2 separate regions of the Homo sapiens genome follow, and region 2 is linked to region 1. Evidence: chromatin loops called from intact Hi-C (ENCODE). Cell type or tissue: HepG2. All regions are shown on one strand. Links, peaks and the distances in the headings refer to the core of each region. The heading gives the core; the rest is flanking DNA. Region 1 overlaps LOC389602 (a long non-coding RNA gene). Region 2 has its middle 110 kb from the start of SHH.

Evidence for each region. A loop is a pair of places that touch in the nucleus more often than their neighbours do. Peaks named below come from ENCODE experiments on the same cell type or tissue, not always from the same donor. Only the 100,000 strongest peaks of a DNase experiment are listed, where the experiment ranks them.
Region 2: a loop joins it to region 1, with 2.1 times the contacts of the local background. A loop is called at or near these places in 5 of 110 quality-filtered maps.

What each region holds. Positions count from the first base shown.
Region 1 is chr7:155,966,325-155,982,408 of GRCh38, reverse strand. LOC389602 (a long non-coding RNA gene) reads right to left here. Exons shown (of 2, transcript NR_144629.2): 2 at 13,447-16,084. Among named protein-coding and RNA genes, the nearest start is that of SHH, 160 kb to the right of the region's middle. RefSeq lists enhancers at 7,309-7,808, 7,809-8,310. In HepG2, for the core only: no CTCF peak of the experiment used is centred there; no DNase peak of the experiment used is centred there; H3K27me3 peaks cover 4,354 bases.
Region 2 is chr7:155,911,215-155,927,298 of GRCh38, reverse strand. No RefSeq gene overlaps it. Among named protein-coding and RNA genes, the nearest start is that of SHH, 110 kb to the right of the region's middle. In HepG2, for the core only: no CTCF peak of the experiment used is centred there; a DNase peak (open chromatin) is centred at 8,088; H3K27me3 peaks cover 4,661 bases.

The DNA.
Region 1 (16,084 bases), core at 4,089-12,088:
AGCCAGGTAAAGTGGCATAAAATCAGCAAACTTCTCCAAGAAGCTTTCAGGAAATATGAAAACATTCACCTTCTGAAACTGGGATTGCAGTAAGAACTAGGTTCTTTCAAATAAACATAAATATTCCCTGTGAGGGGCAAGGAGAGAGATGTAAGGCGTGGGGATAAGAGGAGATAGATAGATAGATACAGATGGAAAGATAGATTAGATAGATAATAATACATAAATAGATGATATATGATAGATAATAGAGATATATAATAGATAATAGATACATAAATAGATGATAGATAGCTACATAGATTGTACATAGACAGATGATAGGAGATAGATATAGATAGATGATAGATAGGATGGGTGGATGGATGGATGAATGGATGGATGGGTAAATGGGTAGGTGGATGAGTGGGTGGGTAGGTAGACGGACGGGTGGGTGGATGAGTGGGTGGGTGGGTGGATGGATGGATGGATTGATGGATGGGTAGATAGATGGGTGGATGGGTAGGTAGATGGATGGATGGATGGATGGATGGATGGATGGATGAATAAATGGGTGAATGGATAGATGGGTGGGTGGATGGATGGATGGTTGGATGAGTGGGTAGATGGATGGGTGGATGGATGGATGGGTGGGTGGGTAGATGGATGGTTGGATGAGTGGATGGATGGATGGATGGATGGAGGAATGGATGAATAAATGGGTGAATGGGTAGATGGGTGGATGGATGGATGGATGGATGGATGGATAGGTAGATGGATGGGTGGATGGGTGGATGGGTGGATGGATGAATGGGTGGGTAGGTAGATAGATGGGTGGAAGGGTGGGTGGATGGGAGGGTGGGTGGGTAGGTGGATGGGTGGATGAGTGGGTGGGTGGATGGATGGATAGATGGATGGATGGGCGGGTGGATGATGGAGATAAAAGAGGAGCCCTGCACAGGTCACTCGTGTCACTGTGCTCTGAACTGAAGCTTACAACTAATTCAAGCTTTATACCTGAGTTCCAAAATCAACAATATCAAAATTATGAATTCCTGCCAGAAATGAAAAACTTGCTATAATGTGGGTTTCCACAAAGCTGCCTATGCAGAAGGTTGGGGAAAAGCCGGGGAGTCTGAAACGCTGGAATCCTGGTCTGGCTTTGCCTTCAGGAGCCGTGTGCCCCCATCGCTGTTCTCAGCCATAGGAACCTGGCTCTCCTTCCTGCAGAGTAGCATCACCAGCCCTACCAGTGGCCAATGCCACCCTCCCCTCACTGCAATAAGGGTCACAAGCACCGGCAGGCCATAGGAATTCCAGCCTAATGCCTGAATTCCCTTCCAGCGCCCTGGAATTCCTCCATCTCTGGGTCCCCTGTGTTTCAGGGCTCCTCCATCTCAGGGTTTCCTCGTCTGACTCGGGGCCACAGTGCCCCCGCTGCAGCCCTCCCCACTCTCCACTCTTGGGGCCACAGTGCCCACGCTGCAGCCCTCCCCACTCTCCACTCTCGGGGCCACAGTGCCCGTGCTGTGGGGGATGCTTCTTCTTGGGGTTCCTCTGTCTCAGGGGCTTCTCATCAGTCTCGGGGCCGCAATGCCCACACTGCAGCCCTCCCCGCTCTCCACTGTCGCTGCCCTTCAGCAGCAGGTCTTCCTCTTGTGGTGCACCAGGTGGTTTCTGTCCTTTGATAATTTGGTGTCCTATCCAAGGAGGACAATTCGACCCTGGTGTCAGAAAAGAACGCGTGGCTAACTGGTAGGCAATTTTGTCTCAGAAATATAGCTGTCTTTTTTATCAGAAACACAGCGAGTGTCTGGAAATTCTCATCTGATTTGGCTCTGATGGGAAAGAAAAACTAGGAGAGGATTCTCCTCACTTGGGTCCCGGAGAGGGGCCAGGATGGACTTGCAGGAGTGCAGACCCTGCTGGAGAACTGGAGAGACCCGGAGGGCTAACCCCACAGAACAGGTGATTGAGAGAGAAGCCCTAGGTGGAACCTCTCCGTGGGGTCCTGGAGGACCACCTCAGCTGCTTTGTGTTTCAAACAAACTTCTCTGTTTCACAATTCCAAGAAGTACCTACGCAAACCTGGGTCTGCTGCAGGGTGTAGTTCCCTGAGGAGCTTTGTGGTGTTGATATTCCGCGCTATCTCTCGCCCCTGTCTGATAATGACGGGTGGATCCCAAAGGTCATTCGGAGGCATCCCAGCTTCCACAGCAAGGCGTCGCAGGGTCTCCCTTCTGACTTCCTAACCCAGTGGAGAGGGGTGAGGGGCTCCACACTCATTCTCTCCTCTCCTTACTGAGCGACCCCAGCACTTTGCAGGCAGCGTTGTGCACAGATGCTTTTAACCTGAGTCTCCCCTTCCCCTGCAGCTGGTGTGGCCTCTGTGATGCAGCTACATCCAGGGGCGGAACGGAGGACTAACAGGGACTTCTGGAAACTTCTGACTTTCCCAGTTTGGGTGCTGTGTTTCTTTCTTCTCTTTCTCCTCCTCCTCCTTCTTTTCTTTCCTTTTCCTGTTTCTCATTCTTCTTCTTCCTCTTCTGGAGAAAGTGGACGTGAGGCAGGAGGTGGAGCAACCATTTTGTGGCCATGAGGCATTTGTGAGGACAAGAGGAATAGAAAAATAGGACTCAGAGTGCGAGGCCACCACACAGGTGCTGCTCTAGCCCCGGCTGCCACTGCCTGGTGAGTGTGCCTGGTGGCCCAGCCACTGCAGTGAGGTACCTGCTACCTTCACCCACATACAGTCCCTCAAACAGAAAGGGAACTGTTTCCATCTTGGCAGAACAAACCCCCATATGAAAATAACTTGGCCCTGGGTTTCGGAAAACTCAGTAAGCATTATACTTAGTACTTATCACTGCTCAGAACAGAGTGAATTTTGAGAAGCACTTCCACTTTGCTGGGAGACAAATCTCACTCAAGACCTTTAGGGGACAAGACACCAGCAGCACGGGCACTGGCATGAAGATGACTAAGGGGCTAAAACTAAGAGATGAGGTGTTAGGAGAAAGCCACTAGGAATTATCCAGAAAGCCAGCCTCTTTGGAGAAGGTACGATCTGTGATGAAACTTGTTTTAACTGGAAAAGGCCAGCAAAACTAGGATGTAACAAGTCCTATTAAGAGAGGGCACGCCTGTTTGCTTACTCTATGGGTGCAGCCAACTCAATTTATCCAAAATTCCAGCAAACAGAAAGCACTAATAAAGATTATTTTCATCTACAGCTGTAGACCTATGCAATGCTAATTGATGTTTATTAAGACATCTTTGGGGAAACAGAAAAACCCCAAAGGACCTTATTATCCAAAGAGTCAATTACTTCCAAATTGTTTGGATGTTAAGAGTAAGTTAGTGCATTGTCAATTCACATTCAGGCTGGTATTTGTAGAATAAATGAAGATGCTGCATCTTCTGCTCAGTCTGTTAATTATGTTCCCCACAAACTTATCCCTACAGAGAATCTGTGACTAGATAGTAATTTGCTTAGATTCAGTCTGCATATTAAATGATCATCTGCTTTTCCCCCTTTGTTTTTGCTTTATTTCTCTTTTGTTTTCCTTATTTATATTCAGTTACTTCTTTCAGCATCCTAAAAAGCAAACGGCTACTGTAATTAATTTCTAATAGATCATATGGATGCAGAGATCATGTAGGAAGTCAATGTTTTTAGCCCAGTTCTGCAGAATGTCCTCACAAGCTCAACTCCATCATTATTCAGCAGGCATTCATGTCAAAGGCAAATTCATTTCTGGCAAAATGGGAAAAAGATTATTTTGAATTCATGAAAAATGAAAGGACTTTGCTCAAAATTGGTAACCTGTCATAGATTTGTTACTGTGAGTTTTTCAAAAACAAGATATAACCTAAGCCCTATGGGCATTTGACTAGCACGACCTAAGTCAGCCATCCTTTTTCCCAAACTCCCAGTGCACAGGGGGCTTGGGATGTCAGAGAATCACAGCATCTTAGTATACTGGACTGAGAACAGGTATGAGCCACTGCTACTGTCATCCTGAAACCCAAAAGGATAATGAATATTTCAACAAATGACCAAAACATGAACACCAATGCCTTTGACAAAAGGCAAATGAATTATTTACACAAATGGGAAGCTGAAACTGGCTAGTGGTATTTTCCGATACCAAACATACGGGGGAAAAGAATCCTTGGATACCAATTTGCCTGAGAACAACACAATTCCATAGAATGCCACAAGAGACACTTCAGTGACCACCCCAACTCTCTCGCAGGGCAGCCTGCTCCAGGGGACTCTGACTTCCTACCATGTTGGGAGTTTCTTCTTCCACTGCCCAAGTCGTGTCAGAGCCCATGGGGAAGGCAATCCCACTCTGACACAGCAGCAGCAGCCTGATGTGGGACGTGTGCTTTTTATTCTCCTCTTGCCTCTTCCTCACCTCCACGGTCTGACTCCAACTCCATCTAGTTTCTTCAGTAGTTCTGCATGTCTTGCAATAATTAAATAAAGATCAATATTTTTATGCACCTGTTTCAGTTGAAAGTTATTCTTGTAATGTGCTTAGAGCTGAATAGCGGCTTAGGTGTCACTCATTTCAAACTCTTCCTTTACACAGATGAGAAAACTGAGACCCAAAGAGGAGAAATGACTTATTCAAAGTCATGCAACTAGAGGGTATGAAGCCAAGACTAGAATCCACATCTCCAAAAGCCCATAGCAGTATTTTTTCTTTATACCACTTTATCTCAATTGTACTTTAGGATGCAAGGGAGGTATGATTTGGCTCACTGTTTCAATGACCTTAAAGAAACTTCTGAACCAAAGGTTAATACCAGCCGGACTCTGTTACAACACAGGCTTTTAAATCTACTATATTTTAAAATCTGCAAGATTTAAAATTCACTATAAAAGAAATAATGTTCCCTTCCTCAAAACAATTTAAAGTGGAGGCCAGGCGCGGTGGCTCATGCCTGTAATCCCAACGCTTGGGGAGGCCGAGGGGGGTGGATCACCTGAGGTCAGGAGTTCGAGACCAGCCTGGCCAACATGGTGAAACCCCGTCTCTCCTAAAAATACAAAAATTAGCCGGGTGTGGTGGCAGGTGCCTGTAATCCCAGCTACTTGGGAGACTGAGGCAGGAGAATTGCTTAAACCCAGGAGATGGAGGTTGCAGTGAGCTGAGATCTCACCATTGCATTCTAGCCTGGGCGACAGAGTGAGACTCTGTCAAAAAAGAAAAAAAAAAAAGAAAAAGTAGAATTTCCATATAATCCAGCAAGCACTCTTCTGGGTATACTTACAAAAGAATTAAAAGTGGGATGTCAAATTGATATTTGCACATCTGTGTTCATAGCAGCACTAGTCACAACAGCCAAGGGGTTGAAGCCACTCAAGTGTCCATCGTCGGATGGACAGATAAGAAGCCTTGGTCTCTAAGCACCACGCAATATCTTTTGGTCTTAAAAAGGAAGGAAATTCTGGCACCTGCTACAATGCAGATGAACCTTGAGGACATTACGCTGAGTGAAGTGAGCCAGACACAGAAGGACAACTACTGAATGATTCCATTTATATGAGGTCCCTAGAATAGTCAAATTCATAGAGACAGAAAGCAGAATGATAAGAGCCAATGGCCAGGGAGTAAGAGAGTCGAGACGTGTTTAATGGGTGCAGAGTTCTAGTTTTGCAAGATGAAAAAATTCAAGTGATCCATTGCACAACAATGTGACTATATTTTACATACTAAACTGTACACGTGGTAAATTTTGGTTATGTGTTTTTTTCACAATTACATTTTAAAAATTTTTAATAAATACTGTTTCTTAAATATAACCTTCAGATATAATCCAAGCTCAAGATAATACGACCCCTGATGCAGACGTGCCTGCTCAGATAAGCATTACAATGTGAGATGCAATTTTTCATCGGAGTCGGCTGTAGAGACATCCAACAAGAAAACACAAGGAATGTCTCTTTTTCTCTTCAAATATCACCAAAAGAAATATTTTTGTTTCACTTTCCCAGGTTTCAAATCTGCTAGGAAGAAAGCAACTCTAAGACCTTTCTCTCTGCTACATAATATAACTGAGACTACTAATTAAAGTTTCACCGAGAAGGCTTTTGGACAGATGGTTTCACTATTTTAATTAAGTATATATATTAGACTGTTGGAATTAATATATTTGACACGACAGATGTTTTCTGTGCTCATTTAGAATTTTTAGTCATTTACTATCTATGTCGGAATTAGGGCCCCTTGTGAATTTTATTCTGTTCAATTTTGCAGTTTATTCGTATTTTGTCATGTTACTGTTATTACTGAGTAATCTCAAGTATAATATATACAAAGGAAACTTTAAGGAAATAGAAAGTGCTTTTTTGTAGGCATTAGAACTGATTTTAGTTAGGATGAGCCATTTAGTGACCACAAATTCAACTGTGGCATCTTGTGACTCCAGTCACAGTCCAGGAGGGGTTTCTCTGTGCGTTCTTACTGTGCGTCCATCTGCGCCCCTTTCCAGCCACAAAGCGGCTACCAGATTTAAAAGCCTTCTGTGCTCACACCATCCTGAACCTCCGCCTGTCCCTGCCTCTCATTGCCCTGTTCCCTCCACCATCCTACTACCAAACCTTTCTTCCTAAAGTCCTGCTGTCTGCATGGAGCCTACAAAGTCTCCACGTCCCCTGACCGCAAGCCTGAGCTCCTCTTTGTGGTTCCCAAGAGCATGGGTGTTCAGCCCTCCCCAAGCTGCTCAACCTCCCACACCGTCAGTGTTCTGGCCGCCATCTCATCTCGCTCCTCCTCATTTCCATGTGGGAGGGACTCAGCCCCAGTCGCAGCTTGCACCCCCTCTTGAATCCTCTCCCACCTCCTCACCCCTCCTCAGGCTTCCTGAGCAACAACACTCAGGGCACACTCCTGAGTGTCTGCCCAAGAGAAGGGCCAGCTCATGTCCGCACAAAGACTCGTAACAAGGGTCTGTGCCATCAATATTCATACTGGAAACAATTCACACATATTCAAACTGAAACAATATTCAAACTGGAAACAATTCAAGCCTCCAGCTGATGAATGGATATGTAAAATGTGGTTCCTCCATACAGTGGGTTTCTCTTCAGCAATAAAAAAGAATAAACTGCTAATGCCTGCTAGGACATGGATGAACCTCAAACATGATGCTGAGTGAAGAAGCCAGTCTCAAAAGATCCCGGACTGCCTGATTCCCATCTACGTGAATGTCCAGAAAAGGCAAATGTGTAGGAATGGAAAACCGGTTCGCGGTTGCCTGGGCTGGGGCGAGAATGGAGATTGAGTACAGATGGGCATTAGGGCCTTTCTGAGGGACGGAAATGTTGGAAACTGAATTGTAGTAGCAGTTGCATAATTATGTATTTTTTTTTACAAACCATTGACTTATACACTTAAAATAGGTGAACCCACAGCATGTACAATTATTATCACTATTACTAACGCAAAAAAATTTTAAACTTTAAAATATGTTTTAAAACCTGGTAACGTCCTTCCCCTCTCTACCACATCCCTTCTGTGAACTTCAGGAACACTTAGGTATGGTGCCGCATGGTGGTGGGCCGTGGGGTCCTTCCTAGTTTGTGCTGGTCTTGTGGTTTAGGGAGTTTACTTTCTTACTTGAGAAAACAGCGTGAGAACCTTGAGTGGTTAACTTCCCTTTGCTTTCTTCCCAGTGTGGACCCTGGTCGGGGGCTCCAAGCCATCCAGAGTCTGGCCCCACCCTTCCTTCTCCAAGATCAGCAGGAGCTCAGCCAGGGTCAGGTGAGACGCCCAGCCACTGCCCAGGCTGCCTCCTCTGTTTCTTTTGTTCTTCCCTGCCTGGGAGCAGGTATCCCACCTTCCTTTCTTCCTATAGGAAACCAAGCCATTCCCCAGCCCATATTAAATCCCATATTCTCCCTTTTTTGACATCACCTAGCACTCACCTTCCCCTGACTTCTAGCAGCACTCACCCCACCCGGGGAGCAGGTCCCCCCTGTCCAAGCGTGAGGAGCCCTGGACCCATTTACGTCTGCCTTTCTTGATGTTCCTGGGGCACCTGGGAGGAGCCTGGAAGAGAATCTCTGTAAATAAAGTCGATGGCTCATGCTCATCAACAGCCTGCAGACCCAGCCCTGGGGCGGCCACATGCTTAGGCTCAGACTGTAGGGGTCGTCCACCCCACCCTCACCTCCTGTCTGAATTCCCCTGGATCTTGCCCTCCAGGTGGGATCCCATGGTCTGCTCTTGACACCCCCGTGGGCAGGGAAATTCTACTTTTTGGAGCAGTCCATTCCAATTTGTGAAAGCTCTTGCTGATGGAAACTTCTTCCCTGTCTGGAGCCCACCATGACCCACCCCCACGACCCGTCCCCTCCACCTGTTGTCACAGGGATGCCCTTAAGGCCACACAAAATGACTGCAGCCCTTCTTCCCACTGACAGTCCTTCCTACCTCCTCAGTTTTCATCCGTTCCATGCAAAATTCTAGAACTCCTCAGCACTGGGCCACTCTCCACTGGGCAAGCACCACCATCTCCATCTGTTGCACTGGGATGCAAACAGCGAGCCCAGGGACCCACCATGGCCTGGCCAGCCTGAGCAAGCAGCACCACTGTGGCCGTGCCGGTGCCCGTGCTGCCCTCACTGTGGCCGTGCCGGTGCCCGTGCTGCCCTCACTGTGGCCGAGTGAAGAGTGAAGGGGCACCGTGCTGAGCCGTCGGCCTCCGTCCCTGAAGACACTCACTTCTTTTTCACCTGGCTGCTTAGCTATACTCTCCTGCCTTGTGCTAGCCGACTTGGAATTTGGGGAACTAAATTCAGAATGGTCCCTGCATCCCTCTCCAGCACTGGCAGGACCACCATGGCAGGCAGATCTCGAGTTGTCACCTTTTCCCTGGGGGGTGGCATCCTGCCCCTGTCCTGCAGCAGGCCCAGGCATCCTCCCAGCTCCACCTTCCACAGTGTTTAGATGTGCACTTTCCATGATTTATCCAAGTCATGGCTGTCATCAGTTATAAGTCAGTTTAGGAACAAATAACAGAAACTTGGTCTGACTTAACAAACATAAAATCCCATATTCTTGTTTTTCTGTGTCATAAAAACGAGCCTGGAGATAGGTGAGGCCTGCCAGTGAGGTGGTCAGGGCCCTGCCCTCCCCACGGTCCACAGTCCCATCCTCAGCACAGCTGCCTCTGGGCACAGACCGCTGTGGGCACGTCCCTCTGCCAAGGACAGAGAAGATGTTCAGGAGCAGGGAAGGGCTTTCCCAGGAGCCTCTGCCTTCCCGTTAGAGGAAGGGGCACCCGCCCGTGTTGTTCCGCCTGAATGCCACTGCCTGGAGCTGAAAGGAAGCTTAGAAAATTGAGTGTTTGGTAGGGCACTCAATTGTTCCCTGAGAAAAATCAGATTCTACACTTAAGGAAGAGTGTGGCAAGGACATTGTGTGCTCCACCAGCAGCCTCAGTCACAAGAAAAACTGTCAGAGAGAGGAGAGCCCTGGGGCTCCCAGTGGGGGCTTGCTCCAGACCTGTGTGGGAGTCAGCTTGGCTATCTGAACAAAATCCCACGATGTGGCTACGGATGGGGCGGCTTACACACAGAAGTTCATTTCTCACAGCTCCAGAGGCTGCAAGACCAACAGCAAGCTGTGGGCAGGGCTGGCCCCCTCCAGTGCCTTCCTCCCTGTCTCTTCCCTGGGTCCTCGCAGGGTCAGCCTTCTGGGTGTGTCTGTGTCCTTATCTCCTCTTCTTATAAGGACGTGGGTCAGATGGGATCAGGGCCCACCCTAATACTCCATTTTACTTTAATTAACTCTTGAAATGCCCTATCTCCAAATACAGTTACATTCTCAGGTCCTAGGGGTCAGGACTTCAACATGTGAATTGGGGGGTGAACTTAACTCAGCCGCAGCGACTGACAATGACCTATCATCCCTCCGTGAGGCTGCCAGCCTTACCCTGATGCGTCCACATGGGCGTTCTTGCCCAGACGTGTCCACACGGGCATTCTGCAGACTGCATTTACACACTCCCCCATAAATATACGTATTGGTCTGAACTTGTTTTTTAAGAGAACTTAGGAAAATCCAGACACAGTATGTCCACAACCTTACCTGATCCAATAATTCTAAATAATCCTTTCTAGAATCATACAGTACATGGAGCCATTAATTAGATGGTTATTTTTATACTTGTTATCCCAATCTGTCATAACTAAAACCAAGTTTAACCTACACACCGTGAAGTAGGAAACTATTAAGTACCCAGAAAACTGACTCAATTCTCTACTAAATATAGGTACAGAGGTTCCTACGGCTACACCCTTCTTGGATACAAATGGCCCCAGCTTTTAGGATAAAAAGCATTCCTGTAAATCATGTAAGACAGATGGCTGTGAGCCTGCGCTTCTGAATTCAGGTTCCAGAGAATGATGGGCATCATTAGTGGGCAAAAACTGAAGGAATTTTTTTAATAGCCGCCAAAGGCTTAGAAGAAGCCGGGGCTGGAGGCTTCAGTGGGAAGAGTTCTCCCTCTCTGCCTGCATTTCCCACAGAGCACCTCTCCCGTTTACTGCTTGGGGCTCTCCAGGGCTTCCTGGATACCTGGTGGGCATAGAAGGCCTTGAGGCCTGGACCAAGCCTCTCTCCTTCCACTCAGCGTGGAGGCTAAGACGTCCATCCTCACCAGGGTCTTGCCCTCGGAGAGATGCCACTCTAAACTTCCTGGAGGGAACGTGCTGAACACCCAGGCCTGGACAACCGAGGAGAAGGAAGAGGAAGAACAGATTAAAAACTTCCCTGCGTCAGGCTGAGAAAAGAAAAGGAAAAAAAAAAAAAAAGGAAGTGAAGCCTCAGCTCAACCAGCTTGCATACTTGAATAACGTGCAGAAATGAAAATCTTGAGTTTCAGGTAAAGTTCATATCTGTGCCACTGGCTCAGGTGCCCTACAGGCCCCATTCCTGGACTGCACACCTCGTTTACCTGGGACTGAGCAAAACCCAGGGGAGGACCCAGGTGTCAAGGCTGAAGCTGCTGCATGCAGGCAACCTGCATCCTACCCAGCGCTGAACACACAGATCCCACTCCGTCTTCACGGAACTCGTGGTCAGGGCAGAGGGACACGTTAAATATGAGTATTTCTTTCCCTCTGGGGATGACAGTTACAGATCCCAATCCATCTTCACAGAACTCGCGGCCAGGGCAGAGGGACACGTTAAATATGAGTGTTTGCTTTCCTTTGGGTATGACAGTTGCATATCGTTGATAAGGGATTTAGAACACAAAGGATTTGAAAGCAGGGTGAATTTCGTCCAGGATCTAGCAAACAGTCAGTGATCAAAAATGTTTCTTCAAGCTCTTCCTGAATAAACTCAATACTGTGAATATCCAAAGGGCTGAGTTTTCTGAGATGAGGCTAGACAAGTCCTGTAGGAGACAGAGTGGACAAGTGTGTCACAGCCCCTCGAACCATTGTGCACCCAGTTTCACTGAGATGAGACAAGTGTCCTGCAGAATAGACCAGCACAGCGTGATCAATACTTTGAGTGATCCCAGGTCACCCTGCAGAGGAGTGGGCTATGAGAGGAGTAACAGCATCAGCCCAGCTCTGGATGAGGTGAGGGATCTTAAAAGACACACTTAGCTCACGGAACCAACTACATTCTCCTCTGAAAAGGGAAAGAAAAATGTAAACAGGAAGTCAGAATTTCTTCTTGAGAAGTTAGTCCCTTTAGGGAGCAGAAATGGGCTAAAATAGACAAAGAAACTAAAATTAAGTCATTTAAGAATTTCATGAAAATAAAAGGGTCATCATCATCAATCACGATTTTGATAAAATTTCATAAATATCTTGTGGAAGCTCCTTCCCATGTTACAAGAGCCCTGGAGGGAAGACGGACGTGCAGTTGGCTGATGGGGAAGCTTTGGGAATCCTGACTCTGTCAAGGCTGCCACGCTCAGCAAAAGCAGACTTAGAAGCTAGACCAGGTCCTGGACCCAAAGGTCTTTCTGGAAAAACTGCTAGACGTGCATTAGGCAACGAAAGAGCAAAGGGGCATATTCAGCTTCAACTGCTCTTCAAAAAGAGAGGAACAGAAAGGATTTTACACTGTGGAGAATATTTCATAAGACTGTGTGAAAAGAACAGACAGAAAGGCCCTACCTGTGCTTGGTTTTTAAAGCTACCTTCCTCATTGCTTAGAAATAGGCATACAGGCCAAGCGCAGTGGCTCTTGCCTGTAATCCCAGCACTTTGGGAGGCTGAGGCGAGCAGATCACGAGGTCAAGAGATTGAGACCATCCTGGCCAACATGGTGATACCCCATCTCTACTAAAAATACAAAAATTAGCCAGGCGTGGTGGTGCATGCCTGTAATCCCAGCTACTCGGGAAGCTGAGGCAGGAGAATCGCTTGAACCCCAGGAGGTGGAGGTTGCAGTGAGCTGAGATCTTGCCACTGTACTCCAGCCTAGGCAACAAGAGCAAAACTCCGTCTGAAAAAAAAAAAAAAAAAAAAAAAAAAAAAGGCAGGCAGCCCAGCCCGGTACCTTCAGAGAGGAACACGTTCATCCCCACCACCACCACCAAGTGCTGGTGAAAATGGAGAGCCCTGGGATGAAAAGTCCATGACTCAAGTCCGCCGCGGCGTACTGCCTTCTGGGTGCTCAGAGCTCTCCAAGCCTTATCTCCTCCAACCGTCACAGCACACTTGGAGCAGCGCCACTTTACAGACGGCATCCGAGAGCTTTAGAAAAGTTAACTCACCCCTTGTCAAATGGCTCTTCATTGTGGAGCCCGGCTTTGCACTGGGACAGTCGGACTGCAGAGCTGCTCCTCTAAACCCTAGAGGAGGAACGTTAAGCAGAGAGGACTTGGGTGTGCAGCCACCATTCCAGGGGTGCAGAGAGAATGTGGAATACTCATCTCTAGTCACGAGAAGCTTAACTACCTGGTGGAATTACCAGCCAGGCACGCACGAAACAGTTAAGCCATAATGTAAGGTGGCAGGTAACAAAATGTGAACATGAACGATAAAGTGGGTCCGACCAGACACCTCCAGCCCAGGATCAACTTCTGCTATGATGCCAGTCCTCAGCGAGAGCTCTGTGATGGGCCGCCTTCTGGCTCCCATCCTTCCCCACCTGCATCCGTGCCTTCTGCCATGGAACTCTGCATCCCTCTTTCTAAAATGGTTGAGCCAATTTCCTTTACTCTTGGGTCTGAAATCAGTGATAGGATGTGTTTTGGATCATACAGCAGTTCACAGAAACATGGCCTGTGGATCCCCGAGGGTCCCCAAGCATTCTCTGGGGATCCATGATGTAAAAATTATTTTTGCAATAACACCTAGATGTCGTGTACCTTTTTCACTGTTGGTATTCTGAAATGTGTCAACATTTGGAAGATCTGCATGACTCAGTGAATTAATATGAATTCACTCAGGGAATTAACATGACCCTTACTATTTTAAGGTATGTTTCTTTTATACCCAGTTTATTGAAGGTTTTTTGTATCATAAAGGTATGCTGAATTTTATCAAATGCTTTTTCAGCAGCTACTGAAATTATTTTGTCAAATGCTTTTTCTGCAATGTGAACAGAACATTAACAGAATCAAGAACATTAATAGAACTGAGAACAAAAATCATGTGATCATTTCAATACTTATTGGTTTGCATATGTAGAATCAACCTTGCACCCTGGGGTGAAACCCACTTGATCATGGTGAATGATCTTTTTGATGTGCTGTTTAATTCAGTTGGCTAGTATTTTGTTGAGGATTTGTGCATCTATGTTCATCAGTGATCTTGGCCTGTAGTTTTCTTTTTTGTTGTTGTATCCTTATCTGGTTTGGGTATCATGGTAATGCTAGCCTTGTAGAATGAGTTCGAAAGATGAAAAGGTTCTGCGCAAGGCCAGGCATGGTGGCTCATGCCTGTAATCCCAGAGCTTTAGGAGGCCAAGGTAGGAGGATCACTTGAGGCCATGAGTTCAAGACCAGCCAGGGCAACACCATAAGACTGTCTCCCCCATCAAAAAAAAAAAAAAAAAAAAAAAGTTTCTACACAGTAAACAAAACAATCAACAAAGTGAAGATGAAGATACAACCTACAGAATAGCAGAAAATATTTGCAAATTCTTTATCTGACAAGGGATTAATAAGCAAAATATATAAGGAGCTCAAATAGCAAAAAAACAAATAATCTGATTTTAAAATGGCCAAAAGATCTGAACAGACATTTCTTGACAGAATACATACACATGGTAAACAGGTATAGGAAAAAAATGTTCAACATCACTAATCATCAGAGAAATGTAAGTCAAAACCAGAGTGAAGTATCACTTCACCTCAGTCAGAATGTTTTTTCTCCAAAAGACAGCCAATAACAGATGCTGGTGAGAATGTGGAGAAAGGGGAAACCCTTGTTCACCATTGGCAGGAATGTGAATTTTCACAGCCATGGTAGAGAACACTATGGAGGTTCCTCAAAAAACTAAACGTAGAACCACCATATGATCCAGCAATCCCTCTGTTGGGTATATATTTAAATCTGCACTCCCATGCTTATTGCAGCACTATTCACAATAGTCAAAATATGGGATCAACCTAAGTGTCCATCTGTGGATGAATGGATAAAGAAAATGAGGTATAAATACACAATGGAATATTATTCAGCCATAAAAAAGAATGAAATCCTGTCATTTGCAGCAACATGATGTTAAGTGAAATAAGCCAAGCACAGAAAGACAAATATCACATGTTCTCACTCATACACAGGGGCTAAAAAAGAGAACCTCATGAAGATAGAGACTGGGTTGGTGGTTACTGGAGGCTGGGAAGGGTAGGGGAGGTGGGTGGAGAAAAACAAAGGCTGATTAAGGGTATAAACCTACACATAGAAGAAATCAGACATGGTGTTTGATAGATCAGTAGGGTGATTATAGTTAACATTAATCGGTTGTTTTGAAATAGCTAGGAGAGAATAATGCAATTGTTCTTAGCATAAAGAAAAGATAAATATTTAAGGTAATGGATATCCCCATTACCCCAATTTGATTATGTGAGTGTATCAAATTATCACATGTACCCTGAAAATAAGTACATCTAATAGGTGTCAGTAAAAAGTAAATAATTTTTTTAAAAAGAGAATAGATGTCTGAGTCGTTTCCACCACATGGCTATTGTATACTGTTGTTATTAACGTGGGTATAAAAATCACTATTTGAGATCCTACTTTTATTTCCTTTGGGTATGTAACCAGAAGTGGCACTGCTGGATCCTATGATAGTTCTATCTTTAATTTTTTGAGGAATGACCATACTGGTTTACATAGTGGCCACACCATTTTACATTCTCACCAACTTTACATTAAGTTTTCGATTTCTCTACACCCTTGTCGACACTTTGTTTTTCTTATTGTAGCCATCCTAATGGATGTCAGGCGATATTTCATTGTGGTTTTGATTTTCATTTATCTAATGTTAGTGATATTGAGCATCTTTTCATGTGCTTATTTGGCCATTTGTATATCCTCTTTGAAGAAATGTCTATTCAAGGCCTTTGCCCACTTTTAAATTGAGTTACTTATTTTGTTGTTGTAGCTGAGATTTAAATGTTCTTTATATATTCTGGATATTAACCCCTCACCAGATACATAATTTGCAAATATTTTCTCTCATTCTGGCAGGTTGCCTTTTTACTGTGTTGACTGTGTACTTTGATACACAGAAGTTTTTAAGTATGATGTAGTCCCAATTCTCTATTTTTGCTTTTGTCACCTGTGCTTTTAATGCCATATGCAAAAAATCATGCCAAATCAATGCATGAAGTTTTCCCCTATGTTTCCTTCTAGAAATTTTATACTTTTTGGTATTATAGCTAGTTCTTTAATCCAGTTTTAGTAGATTTTTGTATATAGTGTAAAGTTAGGGTCCAACTTCGTTCTTTTGCATATAAATATCTAATTTTTCCAAAATCATTTGTTGAAGAGGCTGTCCTTTCCCCATTAAGTGGTCTTGGCACCCTCACCAAAGATCATTTGACTATATATGTGAAGATTTATTTCCAAGATTTATATTCTATTCTATTTTTCTATATCTTTGTGACAATA
Region 2 (16,084 bases), core at 4,736-12,735, 56 kb after region 1:
TGAGTAACTCTTCCCATGGAGAGAAAGCATAGTCAGCTCAGCTCAGATCACACACCAGCTCGGCGGCCAGGGAAGGCATGACACCTTGATGAACCCACCGATGGCAGCACTAAAGGAAATGCACGAAAATGGGAGTGTAGTGCTGAGATGCAAAAACAACGAATGTGCACCTGGTGGCCTGAATGTCCTCATCCATCACATCCGTGTGGTCTGTGATCTTCATCAGGGCCTCCTTCGTTTATCAGTGGGTTTGATCAGCAAGCATTTAGTGTGTGCCTCCAAAGCCACACTCACCCACAGCCACTCCGTGGACCCGCAGATCTTCCCACACATCACATGTCTTTCAGGGAGCAGCTGTGCCCACCTTCATGATGCTGGGTGTTACTGTCGAGCACAGATGCCCCACGTAAGATGCCACCTTTCTTACCTGTGTCCCCAGAAGCCACATGCTTGCATGTGGAGGAGGCTGTTCTGGGAGGAATCCTGTCCCCATGCTTGAGCGAGAGGGTCCTCAGGTCAGAAGCTATTCAGCCAGGGCTGCCCACGACTGACCCCCAGACACAGAGGACCTGCCAGTGGGTGACTGAGGGCCCCACAGGATCGCCTGGGCCAGGGGTTCCCAAACGGTCGTCCTTGGACTAGGTCAAGATTTCATGGAGGAAATGAGCACAATAAGTACAGTAGAGGTGAATGTTTCCATAAACCCAAATTATTAAATTTAAAGGACTGTCTTCATTCTGAAGGTTTCCTTTTTGATACTAAAATGTTCTATTGTTTATAAAGCAATTAAGCTAGCTGGGCATGGTGCCTCATGGCTGTAATCCCAGGACTTTGGGAGGCTGAGGCAGGTGGATCACCTGAGGTCAGAAGTTCAAGACTACCCTGGCCAACATGGTGAAACCCTGCCTCTACTAAAAATACAATAATTAGCTGGGCGTGGTGGCAGGCACCTGTAATCCCAGCTACTCAGGAGGCTGAGGCATGAGAATTGCTTGAACCTGGGAGGCAGAGGTTGCAGTGACCCGAGATCCTGCCATTGCACTCCAGCGTGGGTGACAAGAGTGAAACTCAGTCTCAAAAAAACAGACAAACAACAAATAAACAAACAACAACAAAAACAATTAAGAAAAAAAATAGATCTTTCTAATGTCCTCGGCAATAAAAGAGAGAGAAGAGGCCAGCTTGTTAGTCAGCAAATTCATTTGTTCATTTGTTTTGAATGTCCCAGTAGACGGTATCCAAGCCTGGGAATCACTAACAGAATCTAACTGCTTACTGATCCGACGAGGAAGTCAAAGCCTAGTAGGTGGAGATGCCCAGGCTCACATGCTCCCCACGGGCCTGGCTCTTCCACTCAGCGAGTGTGACGCCCTCTCCCAGTTCTCCTCCTGCCCGGGTCCTTGCCACCTCCTGTGGGTCCTTCTTTGACCTGAAACTCACAGGAGCAGCACTCCCAGCTGGCCGCTGAATGTTCCTGTCCCCAGACCGAAGAGAACAGACCACCTGCCGCCTCATCCGGTCATCTCAGCGCAGGGAGCCGCTCTGCACTGACCACGTGCCTCCTTCCAATCCAACATGGTTTTCAGTGGAAGGTTAAATTATAGGTGCTGCCTTCTTAATGTTATCAAAAGTAACTATAGTCATTTAAAAAGCCAAGAAGTCAAACTTCCACCAATTAGTTAGGTAATTTGTTTCTTTAAGAGCCCCCACCATGAATTACCCATTAAATAAATATCTGATGCATTTACTGTGTCCTGCACCATCAAGCTGAAAGGGCAAATGAATGATAATTACACATAAATATACTCCAGTTCCATAGTACTCATTCCCAGGGTCGGATATAATTTACAAACCCCAGTGAGATTAACTCAGTAACCCTAGGCTCTCACCCATTTTCATGACAGGAAAGCTGAAGAGAATCAACAAGAAATATTTAGGTAGAAAACATGCCTTTTGGACTACTAAGAATCCCCAGTATCTCATTTATTTATTTTGAATCATTAATGCATGCTTACCATGCACCAGGGTTTCAGTTCGCAGCCCAGGGTTTTGACTTCCGATTGCCATTTGTCCTGGGCTATTGGGTTTATAGAGGATGAGGTTGTTCAGGAAAATAACTTGGGAAATGCTTGGTTAGATGCCAACGGCCCTTCTGAACTTCTGTGACATGAGTGTTCACCAAGAGCCATTTTAGGATGTTGTATTAGGCCATTCTTGCGTTGCTATAAAACAACACCGGGGCCAGGCACGGTGGCTCACACCTGTAATCCCAGCACTTTGGGAGGCCGAGGCGGGTGGATCACAAGGTCAAGAGATCGAGACCATCCTGGCCAACATGGTGAAACTGCATCTCTACTAAAAATACAAATATTAGCTGGGCGTGGTGACATGCCTGTAGTCCCAGTTAATTGGGAGGCTGAGGCACGAGAATTGCTTGAACCCAGGGGGCGGAGGTTGCAGTGAGCAGAGATCACGCCACTGCACTCTAGCCTGACAACAGAGCGGGATTCCGGAAAAAAAAAAAAAAAAAAAAAAAAAAACCTGAGACTGAGTGATTTATAAGAAAAGAGGTTTAATTGGCTCACAGTTCTGCAGACTGTACGGGGGCTTCTGCTTCTAGAGCGGCCTCAAGGAGCTCTTATTCATGGCAGAGGGGAAGGGGGAGCAGGCATCTTACATGGCAAATGCAGGAGTGAGAAAGAAGGGGGGAGAGTGCTACACACTCTTAAACAGACAGATCTCACGAGAACTCACTATCGCAAGAACTGCACGGAGAAGGAAATCCACCCCCATGACCCTCACCCCACTAGGCCCACCTCCAACACTGGAGATTACAATTTGACATGACACTTGCGGAAGGAACACAGATTCAAACCACATCAGATGTGGAAAGTTGACAGCGTGTGCCTGTGGTCCCAGCCACTCAGGAGGTTGAGGCAGGAGGATTGCTTGAGCCCAGGAGGTCAAGGCTGTAGTGAGCCATGATCACACAGCTACACTCCAGCCTGGGCAACAAAAAACAAAACAAAACAAAACAAAACAAAACAAAGTGGAAGAAATTCAAGAATATTCCCAAGAACAAAGATCCTAGTAATTTTTTTAACCAAGCTGGAATGTTTCATGAAAATGAAAACCTTTATTCTGCCTAATATCCTATCTTATTAACTTGATAGAAAATGTTTCACTTTTTCAGAAGAAAAAGCCCTTTTCTAAATGAGTCAATGTTTGCATGTTTTCTAATTAATTTAAACCTCAGGGCCCTTCTCTTCTTAGAGGCTGCCTGGGACTTGGGATCCACCAGACGAGCATGGCCCTCATTGTTCCACTGCCTGCCCGTGGTGTGACTTTTTCGGCAAATCACCTCGTGTTTCCAGCCTGTGCTGTCTGATCTGTAGAATGGGGAGCATTGCAGCTGCCCCGCGGGGTTTGTTACGAGGAATGAAGATGGTGAGCTTGAAGCACACAAACCCTCAAGAAATGAGGCCTAAACCTTCCCAATGACACTCATCTCCAGGAGGAGCTCAGGGATTGGTCTCGATGTCCGTGAGTACCAGCCTGCCCGGGCATCGCAGCCGCCATCCACAAACACGAGCACAGCACAGACACACAGCAAATGTGCTTGTGAGTGATCCAAGCCCACACTGCCAATCTCCCACCACTGGATTAGGACATTTAAAGAATTGCTTCTCTTTGGAACTACAGTTTTCTCTTAGAACTCAAATGCAAAGAAAAGCCTCTCAGCATGGGGGTGGCACAGAAAATCTGCAACCCTGATTACTCTACGATGTACAGTTTTATTTCTACTGATGTTCACGTGAGCTTGGGAAACAAGATTTTAGCTTCAGTTCTCAAATAATTAGAAGATGTCAGCCAGGCATGGTGGCTCACGCCTGTAATCCCAACACTTTGGGAGCCCAAGGTGGGTGGATAGCCTGACGTCAGGAGTTTGAGACCAGCCTGGCCAACATGGTGAAACCCCATCTCTACTAAAAGTACAAAGATTAACTGGGTGTGGTGGTGCCTGCCTGTAATCCCAGCTACTCAGGAGGCTGAGGCAGGAGAATCACTTGAACCCCCACTAGGCAGAGGTTGTAGTGAGCTGAGATCGAGCCACCGCACTCCAGCCTGGGTGACAAGAGTGAGACTCCATCTCAAAAAAAAAAAAAAGGAAAAAAGAAGATGTCCTCTCTAGGTGGAAAGGGCAGTGAGCCTGCCTTCTTGCCTTTGTAGCATAGTGAAGAATGGGATGTTCAACTTGTCACTTAATCGCTTCAGGTTGCGGCTTTTAATCTATTAAATAGAGACATTCACAGAACAGTTGCAAAGGATTAATGAGATAATATTTGTAAAGCGATTGGAGATAACATGATGAAAAGCACATATAAATACAGAGTATTACTATTAAGTCTCTAAAGAATAATAAAATGCATAATGACACGTCTGTGGTAATCTATACTTAATTATGTAATTTTCTAATACCCAGAAGGTATGCACAAGCCTAGATGAGTAAATGGCATTGCATGGCATTCATTTCATGAGGTCACTGGCCATTAAAGTTTAATCATGTCCCATTAAAAAATAAAGACTTCTGTTTTCACTCTTTCCCAATACTTACTAATACGTGCGTGTGGTAAGGTATGAAGTCATATCGATTTTTTAAAGAGAGAGAGGTTTCATATCAGGCTTAGCCAACTCTCTCCACCCATTCCCCATAAGCACCTGCCAGGCCATCACAAATGCCAGAGGCGGGGTCCCCGTCTTCCCTGGCTGGTGCTCCGGCTGGGCAGTGAAGACCAGCCTATGTGAAGGATGGTGACGGACAGGCGCTGCACAATGCCCTGTCGGGCTGCAGAGCCCGTCTTTCAGAGCTGGGATCGGGAAGCAGCAGTAGCAGCCTCGTGAGGTCGGGGATTTGATTCCTGTCCTGTGCCCAGAGCCTCAACGCTGGTATGTAGGGAGCGCCCCACAGGCATTTTTGGACACACAGCTGAGTGACTGCATGAATGAGGCCCCGCTGAACCGAGGAACGCTCCCGGAGGAAAGGGCCCTGGGAGCCCCTGCAGGAGGGCTGAGCTGGCCAGGGAGGGCCCCCGTCACCAGGAGCAAGGCCCAGAGGGAGTCAGCGTGGTGCGGCCAGGGAAGAAAACCGGTTTGGCTGCTTCACACAGAGCCAGGGAGACGCTGGTGAATCACAGAGGGAGGCCCACCCAGCGGCCTTGCAAGCCTGGCTGTTCTTAGCTCCAACGCCTCTAAGAGTCCTTTTGCCCAAATTTCAGACCCAAGAAAGAACAAAACTGCATAGATCCGCCATCTCACCATATCTTCTCCTTCCACGGCTTCTGGCCACCGCAGTGCACACAGATACCAGGTGTCGGGCCTAGAAAACAACAAGTGCTTCCAAATGGAGCCCATGGGGCCTGCAGGACCCCCAATGGCAGCCGCAGCGACCACGGGCGGACCCACCGTGAGACAAACAGCCCCAGCCAGCAAAACAACCAGAGGAGGCCTCCCTGGGCACTGCAATGATCACAGGCTTTCTGGGTTTCTCAGGAGGACCACTGGGTGCAGCTGAGGGTACCCGACGTCCCGTAGCTAGCCAGTGAATTCAACAGGTGGTGAGCCCGACCGTCTGGAGTCAGACTCTGAGTCTGACCCTCACCCACCGGGGACCTGGGACAAATCATGAAATGGGTGAGGCCTCTAAAGCACCAGCTTCATCTACCCAATGGCCTCCTGCAATGCCCAGGCCATGCATATGGAAACTCAAAGCTGCCCCAGGTGGCACTGGCCACAAGGATTAAGGGGCGGTGGACAGAGCACACACAGGGCAGGCAGCATTTGGGTGCACAGCTTTGTACAAATCACTCAACTGCTCCAAGCCTCAGTTTTTCCACGCATGAGATGAGATTGTTGGATGAGTTTAGTGGCTCCCCAAGTCGCAGTCCGTGAACCAACTGCATCACAATTGCCCGGGACTCCCATTTCTAATGCTGATGGCCAGGCCCCACTTCAGACTGGCAGGGCCCAGAATCAGCAGCTGGAATGCTGTTCCCAGTTCCTGGTGATGGATGCACAGGCAGCTGGGTTTGGAAACCAACGGGCCATGTCCCTCCCTGCTCTGAGCCCAGGGTCTCATACACCATAGCAGGTGCAGCTGAGGTGTAGAGCTCAGTGAGGGGTGGCTACAGGCAGGTACCCACCAACCTAAAAGCTGCAGCTGGCTCAGTGGGTCCCCACCAACCTAAAAGCTGCCCCTTGCAGGGCTATCTGTTGGCTTCTTCCTTGACACAATGGGCTGTTGGTACCATCCATGCTGTTCATGCCACGCTGCACAAAGGGTCCCTCAGGGGCCGCAAGTCCAAGCTGCTCTGGGGCCACTACGGCCTCAGATCCCGGGAAGAAGCGTGGGGTCTGCCCCCACCCAGCATCAGCTCCTTCTGTGCACCACTATCCGCTTCGATTTGTGCTCTGGAAGGAAGTCCAGCAACTGGAGTTAGGCCTGGTCTTTTCTCGGAGAACAGATGCCCCTCCTCCCAGCCCCCTCAGCTTCCCCCTACCCCCGCCCCGCCAAAGCTCTACTCATCCTTCTTTCCAGACCTCGTTGTTGATGCCCTACTCTATGCAAGGCCCGGGCAGGCACGGGGGCAGACACCAAAGCTCCATGAAGCTAAGTGAGCTGCATCTCCACATATCCTGGTTTCTAAAACGCTGATGTGATTGAAGCAGGTAAATTTACACGCTTGGCTCTCCTAAAGAATGCAGTAGAGCTCCTGGAGCTTCCCAGGTGGAGGGGGCACCTGCTGATATGACCAGGGCATCTTTCGACCATGAGGGCATCCTACGTGGTATGACCTGGTGATGGGGGGCACCTGGTGATATGACCCAGGCATCTTTTGACCATGAAGGCATCCTATGTGAACAATGCCCCTGGGGAGGGTGGCTTCTCCACCTGCACTGGAGCAGGACCACACTGGGCCATCAGGGCACCGGGTCCCCCCCAGCAGCCCTAGCCCACACCGCGACTCCCCTGGCTGAACCCCGATGGCCACACGTCTCTGTGGCCCCTCAGTCCTGAACAAGCAAAGCATCCCTCAGCCCCGCCTGGGCATTTGTCTTCTCTCAGGCAGGTGGAGCGTGCCGCGGACAGCATAGTGCAGCCTTCACAAGATGAAGCACAATTTTGAAGAGAAAGGGAAACTAGGTCTGGACGACACCCTACCAGGAAATTTTTCTCTCAAGGGTCTCAGATCCTCAGACAAAAATAAGCAGCATGAGATCAAAGTTAGGGGAGTTCTTCCACCCCCACCTCAGGCCTGGATTCAGGATGTTTTGTTACATTCAGGTTCATTTTTATTGCAACGCATCCCTGGAAAGTCATCACCAAATAAAGAATGACACAGACCCCACACCCATGGATGGAGCAGGACGGCAGGGGGAGGCCTGAGCAACGCTTCTGGGACTGTCTCAGGTTCCAGGAATCCTTTTCCGGGGGGTTTTCACCAAAGCCCTGAGGCCCACCCCTGCTGCCGCCTCCTGGCTGGGAGCTGCTGCCCCCTCTAAGGTGATACCCCAGTCTGCAGGGGCGAGACCTGCTCTCCCAGCCTCTCCTGCCCCGAGCCTGCACCCAGGCCCTCAGGCTGCTATGTGGGGCTGGCCACTGGGGACACAGGCAGGACCCTGGGGGTGGGGAGGCCACGATCACAGCGGCCCTGTGGCGGTGGCTGCAGCCTCAGCAGCACAGCCCCACATCCATCGCTGCCCTCGCCAGGCCCTATGACCCCGTCCTTGCCAGGCCCTATGACCCTGATAACCCCATCCAGACTTGGCTCCTGCCCTCCACCCTGCTGCTCCCACATCCCACAGGGGCTTGGAGGGTCCCATGCTGGCCTCTGCAGGGCCCCCCACCCTAAACTCTTAGCCCTGAGTGACACTCCATCTCCCGCGGGACCCTGCCCAAGGCAGTCAGTGGTCACTGGCGCCTTTGACTCCCTCCCACAAAGTTTTCCTGGAACACGCCAAGCCGTGGTGACCTTTCTCCTCTAAAGCCTCGTGTGTTTATCTTGGAACTCAGAGCCACCGCGTGCTGCTGTCTGGTGCATGACTGTACACCCCGGGGCCCAGTGATCTCACCAGCTCCTCTGAGATCACGTTTGCATCCTCAATGCATAGTTCAGTATCCGGCGTGGCCAGTGCTACACACACACACACACACACACACACGCACACACACATGCACCAAAAAAAACACACAATGCACACACAAACACACACCACACACACAATGCATGCAGAAACACACACACTACACACAATGCACACTCAAACACACATGCACACATGCCACACACCATGCACACACAAACACACACACAAACACACTACAAACACATGCAAAATGCACACACAAACACACCACACACAGACACACACAAAATACACACACAGACACACACACAAAATGCACACACAAACACACAAAATGCACACACGCACAAAATGCACACACAAACACACCACACACATGCAAACCATACACACAAAATGCACACAAAAATGCACCACACATATATCCACACACCACTCACAAAAATGTACAAACACACCACACACATATACACACATGCACACAAAATACACACACACAAACACACCACCCAAAAACATACCACACGCATATATTCACACGCATCACACATACATATACACACACAAACCACACACATATACATACAACACAGGTGCACAAAATGCGCACACAACACACCACACACACATATACAAACACAGATATAAGCTCCACACACACAGTTACACACACACACAAACACACGTGCTGGTCATATTTATTTAGTTCCGGAGTGGTTCTAAAAGATGTCCACAAACAATTCTCCATTGAGGAGGGGAAGCTTAGACCCTCCCGTTGAGCGTAGGCATGACTTAATGACTCCCCCTCTAACCGACAGATGTGATGGAAGTCATCCTGGGCCACTTCCAAAACCAGGTCACAAAAGCACTGTAGCTTTCTCCTCACCCTCTCCAATCCCTCGCTCTGGGGAAGCCAGCTGCCTTATCAAGGGCACCAGGCAGCCTGTCGTGGGTGCCTGCAGGGAGGAGCTGAGGCTTCCCCCCAGTAGTCCTGAGAGTGAGACTCGGAAGTGGGCCTTCTGGCCTCGGTCAAGCCTTCGGGTGAGCATGGCCCTGGTCAGAGTTCTTGACTGCGGTCTCCTGAGACCCAGAACAAAACTACCAGCTAAGCTGTTTCCAAATTCCTGACTCAGAGAAATAGTGTGAGGTGTTAAACATTTGTTGTTTTAAGCTGCTGGGTTTTGAGTTAATCTGCTACACAGAAATTGATCACAATTACAGGCTCTGACACATCAAAGCTATACAGCAAATCCATATTTTCTCTGATAACTGGAAATAGAAAAAAAGAAATAACCTCTGGTTGCAAAATCAGTTGCCTCCTGGAGCACCTCTCCCCACTGGTGCCATTGTTGTGTATGAGGGATGCTTTTTAGAGCAAAAGTTGAGATCTGCCTGCCTACCTGCCACTACCCATGTGCTGGCAGGGGCCAGGAGAAAGTGATGTGGCCCAAATTAGGAAAACTGGGGATATGAACAGAGAGGAAGAGAAAAGGAGAAGAGGCTGTCTGCCTGGGGCCATGGAGAGTGGCCCCTCTGCACCTCCTGCTTCTACCTCTCTACTACACAGAGATCTGCCCTCGAATAAGTGAGGAATCTGTGTCTTCGCCAAAGGCTGCAGCCACAAGCACCTTCCACCAAGCCCTCACCAAACACACAGTCGAGATAAGTGTTCACGACGGATCACTGAAGGCTCGTCACTTGGTCACCTTCCAGATCAGGGCGAGCAAATGCTTTCTGTAAACAATCAGAGAATAAATACTTCCAGCTTTGCAGGCTATGTGGCCTGGGCCTCAAACTACTCAACACTTGGAGATATTGCAAAGCAATAGTGAGGTGGCAAGTGGTATCACTGGTAAAGACAGAAGCAAAGGCACAGAAGACCATGGAGACAGAAGTGTCTCCCCTGAGCTGAGCCTCAAAGGCTGCAAGGAACCAGGCAGATGGAGGGGATGGTGAGAGAGGGGAAAGGACACTAGGAAGGTGGAGGTGAGAGCAGTGGCATCAACAGAGGATGGCGTTGAGGGTCCCCCAGAGTGCTGAGGAGAGGGGCCCGTTGGAACCGGAGGTCCCACAGAGGAGCAGTGGACACCAGGGTTCTGGAGCTTGGAGGACATCGGCTACTGTGGGCCAGAGAGGGCAGGAGGAAGTGTGGAGTTAGCTCTTAAGAAAATGAGGGATCTACTGAAGGTTTAAATGGAGGGGCGCAATGTTCAAATCTGCATTGGATTGAGAAGAGATGAAAGGCACCTTGGCGGTCAGCAGAGAGTGGGATGAGCTATCAACAGAGGATACTGCTGAAGGCTTTCCATGAGCCCTAAGAAAATGGAGTAGGTGACCATGGGTCAGAACTTCCTGTGGAGCTCCCAGGCAAGCTTTGCAGATATTAATGTCCAGAAGGCCACCGATCTCTGCCAGAAATGCCACAGCCTTGCATTCAAGGTCCCCAACCTCCATCTTCCAGGTGAAGGTGGCATGCTTATAAGAAGACTGGTGATCTTGGCGTGCCATCCCACTTAATCTTCACAACCACTAGGCTAAGTGAGCATCACTATCCCCACCAGATCTGTAGGTAATGGTGGGAGGACATGGCCAGGATCACACACCTCCCATTGGACAGCGTCTTCTTTCCATCTTTCATTGGATGAACATTTGCTAAGCCTCTTAGGCCAGCCAGGCAGTGGGCTGGGCACCAGGCACTCCTCAATGAGCACAGTCCCTCCCCAAGGTCAGCCCCATTATTGTGGGAGAAATCAATTGAATAAATAAGCAGATGGTGGTGGCAGCCATGGAGGAAGAGCAGGGAGAGCAGACGGGATGGAGTGGCGGCTCTGAGAAAAGACTGCAGGTAAGTGAAGGAACAGCCACGTGAAGGTGTCTGGGGAAGAACATTCCAAGCAGATGAGCCAGCCAGCCAACCCTACCTACATGTTCAAGGGAGAGAAAGAACATCTGCATGGCTGGAGAAGGGTGGGACGGTGGGGAGAGGGTAGTGAAAAGTGGTGTCAGAGCAACAAGCCAATGGGACCCTGTATCAGTCAGCTCAGGCCACCATGACAAGCCCTGAGGATGGGAGGGACGGGCAGTGAGGCTTAAACAACAGAAGCTTATGTCTCCCAAATCTGGAAGCTGGACCTCTAAGACCGAGGTACCAGCAGGGCTCCCTTTTCCTGAGCCCTCTCTCCGAGGGTCTTCACATGGTCGTCCCTCTGTGTGTCTGTGTCCTCATCTCTTCTTCTTATGAGGATACCAGGCAGGTTGAATTAGAACCAAACCTACTGACTTCGGTATGACTTAATGACCTCGTTAAAGACGCCATCTCTAAATACAGTCACATTCTAAGGCACTGGGAGTGTAGGACTTCAACTTATGAATTTGGAAGAGACACAGTTCAGCCCATCATGGATTTATAAGCCATCACAAGCCTCTTACCAGAAATGAGGCACCCACAGATCACTTTCCCTCATCGAGTTTCAAATCATGCTCCTCGCACTTCCATAGAGGGAATGATGTCTGCTTGGCAGAGCCATTATCCCAGAAACCAGCTGCTACCAGGAACAGCCAAGAGCAGGACCAGGGGAGTGCTGGGAACACAAAACCCTTTACCAGGTAAGATGCCTCATGCGAACAATTTCAGTGGTTCGGTGCTGGAGGCTGGGACACGCAGAATCCTCTGCACCATGGGGCAGGTGCATCTCTTCTTCATTGCTGTTTCCTGGTGTGTGACACAGTCGGGGCTCCAACATCTGCTGCATAAATTGCACCTCTTACACACACACACACACACACACACACACACAGAGGAGCTTCGCCTTAGGAGCCAGAGGCAGACCCCTTCACAGACCTTCCTTTTGAACAATGAGATCTACAACATCAGTGAATATGCTAGTGATGCTCATTATAAAAGAGCAAGTGCTAGTCATCAGCAATTCATTAATAGCTGACCTGCAATGGGTGACAACTCGTTGGGGTCTTTCGTACTGTTTAGAAACTCCAGCCTGTTGAGGCAGAATGTAAGTTCAGAAGCCCCAGGGGCCCTGGCTGATGATGGCGGCCTCCTCACACTTCACTTTCACGAACAGAAAGTGACGCATGCTTCCTCCAGCATAACCTGCTCCAAGATCCCACTTGGTAAGATTCCAGAAGCAGATGTGGTTCCCCATTTAAACTACTAGTTATTAATATACACTATGAGGCACAACTGACCAAAATTTTGGATGAATCTCTGTTTGGGGAAACTAGATGTTTTGGTTACTTGGAAGAGCCAGCAAAAATAATCTACTTCAATTAGCACAGTGGGTTTACAGATTACAGTCAGCTGCATGTGGTCACAACAGACCGCTCAATACATTTGGGGCCAAACGCACCAGAAGCTCACTTCTTGTTCAAGCAGGAGTGCAAGGAGGGCAGTTCCTGCTGCAGGAGGTGGCGACTTTGGGACCTGGGTGAATCCCATCGTCTGCCCTATGTGGTGGACTCACTCGTGCTTCCAGTGCAAGAAAGGAGGAAGAGTGTGCAGAGGCCCAGTGCTTCTTAAGGACTTAGTCCCCAAAGCAAAACATGTTCACTCTGCCCATTTTCCATGATGCAGCCATGTCTAACCATAAAGGACCTGGGACGTGTGGCCCAGCAGTGTGCCGGGGAGAGGGGTCCATGTGTGAGTAACCAGCTCCATGTGGCCCAGCGGTGTGCCGGGGAGAGGGGTCAATCCGTGAGTGACCAGCTCCGTGTAATCCAGCAGTGTGCTGGGGAGAGGGGTCCATGTGTGAGTAACCAACTCCATGTGGCCCAGCAGTATGCCGGGGAGAGGGGTCAATCCATGAGTGACCAGCTCCGTATGACCCAGCAGTATGCCGGGGAGAGGGGGCAATCCGTGAGTGACCAGCTCCTTGTGACCCAGCAGTGTGCTGGGGAGAGGGGATCAGTGTGTAAGTGACCAGCTCACGCCCCTGCACGCGAAGCTCCCTTGGCAATGTGGTTTCTCTCTGGCCTCCACCTGAAGGGCCCAGAAGGGAAGCGGTCTGTTGAACGTGAGTCATTATTGTCAACGTTCCCCCAGCTCAGGACAGGAGGCAGATGCAAAGGTGGAGGGATCGAACCTGCCTCTGTGCTGGCTCTGGGGAAGCCCCTCTCACTCACGTCATTCTGGACTGGATGGGAATCCGCATGCCCATGGAGCCCCCGCTCCAGGCCCTGCCCATGCGTGACCAAGGCAGAAGCACCCCTCAAACCACGGCATCCCCATTGTGGACCAGCCCTGCCCTCACAGGCGCCTGCCCCAGTCAGACAGTGCGGACCCCACATGTGGGCTGCAGGGCGCCCTGCAAGTGTTGGGGCTCCCACCCTTTCAAGCATCACATGGGGAATCTACTCAGCTCTGGAAAACAAACTTCTGAAAGACTTTGGTGCCCTTTTTGTAAGACGTCCTTCTCTTGCAATTCACATGGAGCTAAGTCCCCCGCAAATATAAAAGCCCTGCTCAGGTGCCCCAGAGCCCTGTGAACATGGGCACCATGGAAATAGGCCACTTTCTCTACCCTCTCTCCCAGACTCCTTTGCCCTCTTCCAATCCCCTTTCAAAGACGACAGTTACATAAGTGGATTCCTTCTAGCAAATAACAGCTGGTGATGTGCTGGCAAGGAACGTCCAGAAATAAAATTTCAGCCGAAAAGAATGCTGAGAAGTTCCAGCTGATGAGCTGGGAAAGGAAATGTTTGGGGTAAGAGAGACTGCCGATGTCGCTGGCCCTGCTTCTTCTCCCCGCGAGGGCACCTCAGTGACTCTCCTCTGTCTCAGGCTGGGACCTGGCATCTCCTGCTCCTCCCCATCCCTCCCCATCAGATGCTAAGAGCTGGGGCTTGTTGAGCCCTGTCCCTGTGCCAGGCATAATGTTCAGTATTTTGTACTCATGAGCTCATTTAATTCCTCACAATGACCGTGTAAGCAAGGTGTGCCCATCTACAACTAAGAAGAGTGAAGCACAAATAAATTTAGGAGCCTACCCAAGGGGAACAGGAAGTGCCACCTCGGTGCTTGAACCCAGGTAACTTGGCTACAGGGCTCACAGCCAGTGAGCCCAATCCTGTACTGCTAGTCTGTGTCCTGTCAGTTCCCCAAATAGTAACTCACAGCTGAGCCTTCCTTTCTAGCCTCCCCTCTCCACTCATGGACTGTCATGAAGATCTCAAGACTGAGGGTTCTGTCTCCAGCCTCCATCCACTGTCATCCATAGACCATGTCCTTGAGAATTGTCCAGCCACTGGAAAGATTTGAATAAGCACTCATGTAATTATCAGCGCAGAATGTGGAAAGTCATAAAGAAAGCTGGTCCAAACCAAGCCCGATCCAAACCGAGCCCAGTCCACATGCTCATCATACACAGTAGTTATGCCATAAACAGAAAATCAGCAGCTGAACCTCAGTGCCTAGGAGAAATACAAGGCTAGGTTCCTACAGGCCTCTGGTCACATTCTCATCAGCAATCAGTACATGACCTTGTTTCATCTGTGTTTTTGTTTAGAGATGCCTTGTTTAATATATACTATTAATTATATTATATATACTATTGGTAACACTCATAGCCAGTAGCACCAGAACACAGCCTGCTTGAAGCTTCTCTGAGACACATATTTTCTCTTAAGGCGCATCATTGCCTTCCTGCATTGGGAACACAGCACATCAGCACTGAGCTTGTGGGCCACTCTAAACAGCAAAAGCACCAACAAAAAGCATTAAAATGTGGAAAAAGTAGCACTAAATAGACCTTAAAACAACACATTTGTTTACAGCGTGGGTGCGAGAAGGCAGGCAGAGCTTTGTTCCACCTGAGCTGGGAGCTCAAATCTCTCACCCCTCTGCAAGTCTGCAGATGACTGTGAGAGTGCTGCCAGGGTTGATTTGGGGGTTAGAGATGGATTTTCAAAAGTAGGTGAATTCACAACTGTGGAATCCATGAATGATAGGGATCGACAGTGCTTTGTTCTAAACAGGACAGTGGGGGAAAGTAAGGACTCACAATGGGGATTAAAGGTAGAAGGAGGACGTGGTGCTGGAGCAGGAAGGGGGTGCTGGTGCAGGAAGACATGGTGCTTGTGCAGGAGGACATGGTGCTGGTGCAGGAGGGCATGGTGCTGGAGCAGGAGGACGTGATGCTGGTGCAGGAGGGCGTGGTGCTGGAGCAGGAGGGTGTGGTGCTGGTGTAGGAGGAGGTGGTGCTGTAGCAAGAGGGCATGGTGCTGGTGGCAGGTTAAGCACACTCAGAGCTTCTGCTGGGAGAGTGTATGGAGCACATGGAGACACCCTGAGGCAAAACCACCCACCTCCCAAAGCCTGCACTCCCGTGGCTTAGCCTGAGTATTCCCAGCATGGTCCACACCTGCCACTCCTGCCTCCACGCTTGTTCTTGGCTCCTCCACTCCAATCCCAGTTTCCTCTGCCTCCCTCCCATGCTTCACTGCCCATCTCAGAGCTCAGCCCCGGCCTCCCTGTGGTGATCCAGGCCCTGCTCAGAGCTGGGCTGGAAGCTTCACAGGTCATCGCCCCAGCCCTCCTGCCAGGCCACACCCAAACTACCCCTGATTTAAGGGGCTGCGGCATGTCAGGTGGCAGACATGTGAGAAATTAGCCACTGCCCCCCTCCCTTGAAGCACAACTCCCTTCCACCACACACGTCCCCCTGTACTGGAAAGCTCCATGGTGGAGAATTAACTACTTCATAACACACCCCTTCTACTTCCATGTCTTTTAGGATTGCTTTAGTCAGTCCAGGCTATCACAAAATGCCTAGACTGAGTGGCTCGTAGACAACAGGAACTCATTTTTCACAGTTCTGCAGCCTGAGAAGTCCAAGATCAAGGTGTTGGCAGTTCAGTGTGGTGAGGGCCACATCCTTCTCCCTATAACCCTATGCCCTGGAAGAGAGGCAAAGCCTCTCTGAAGTCT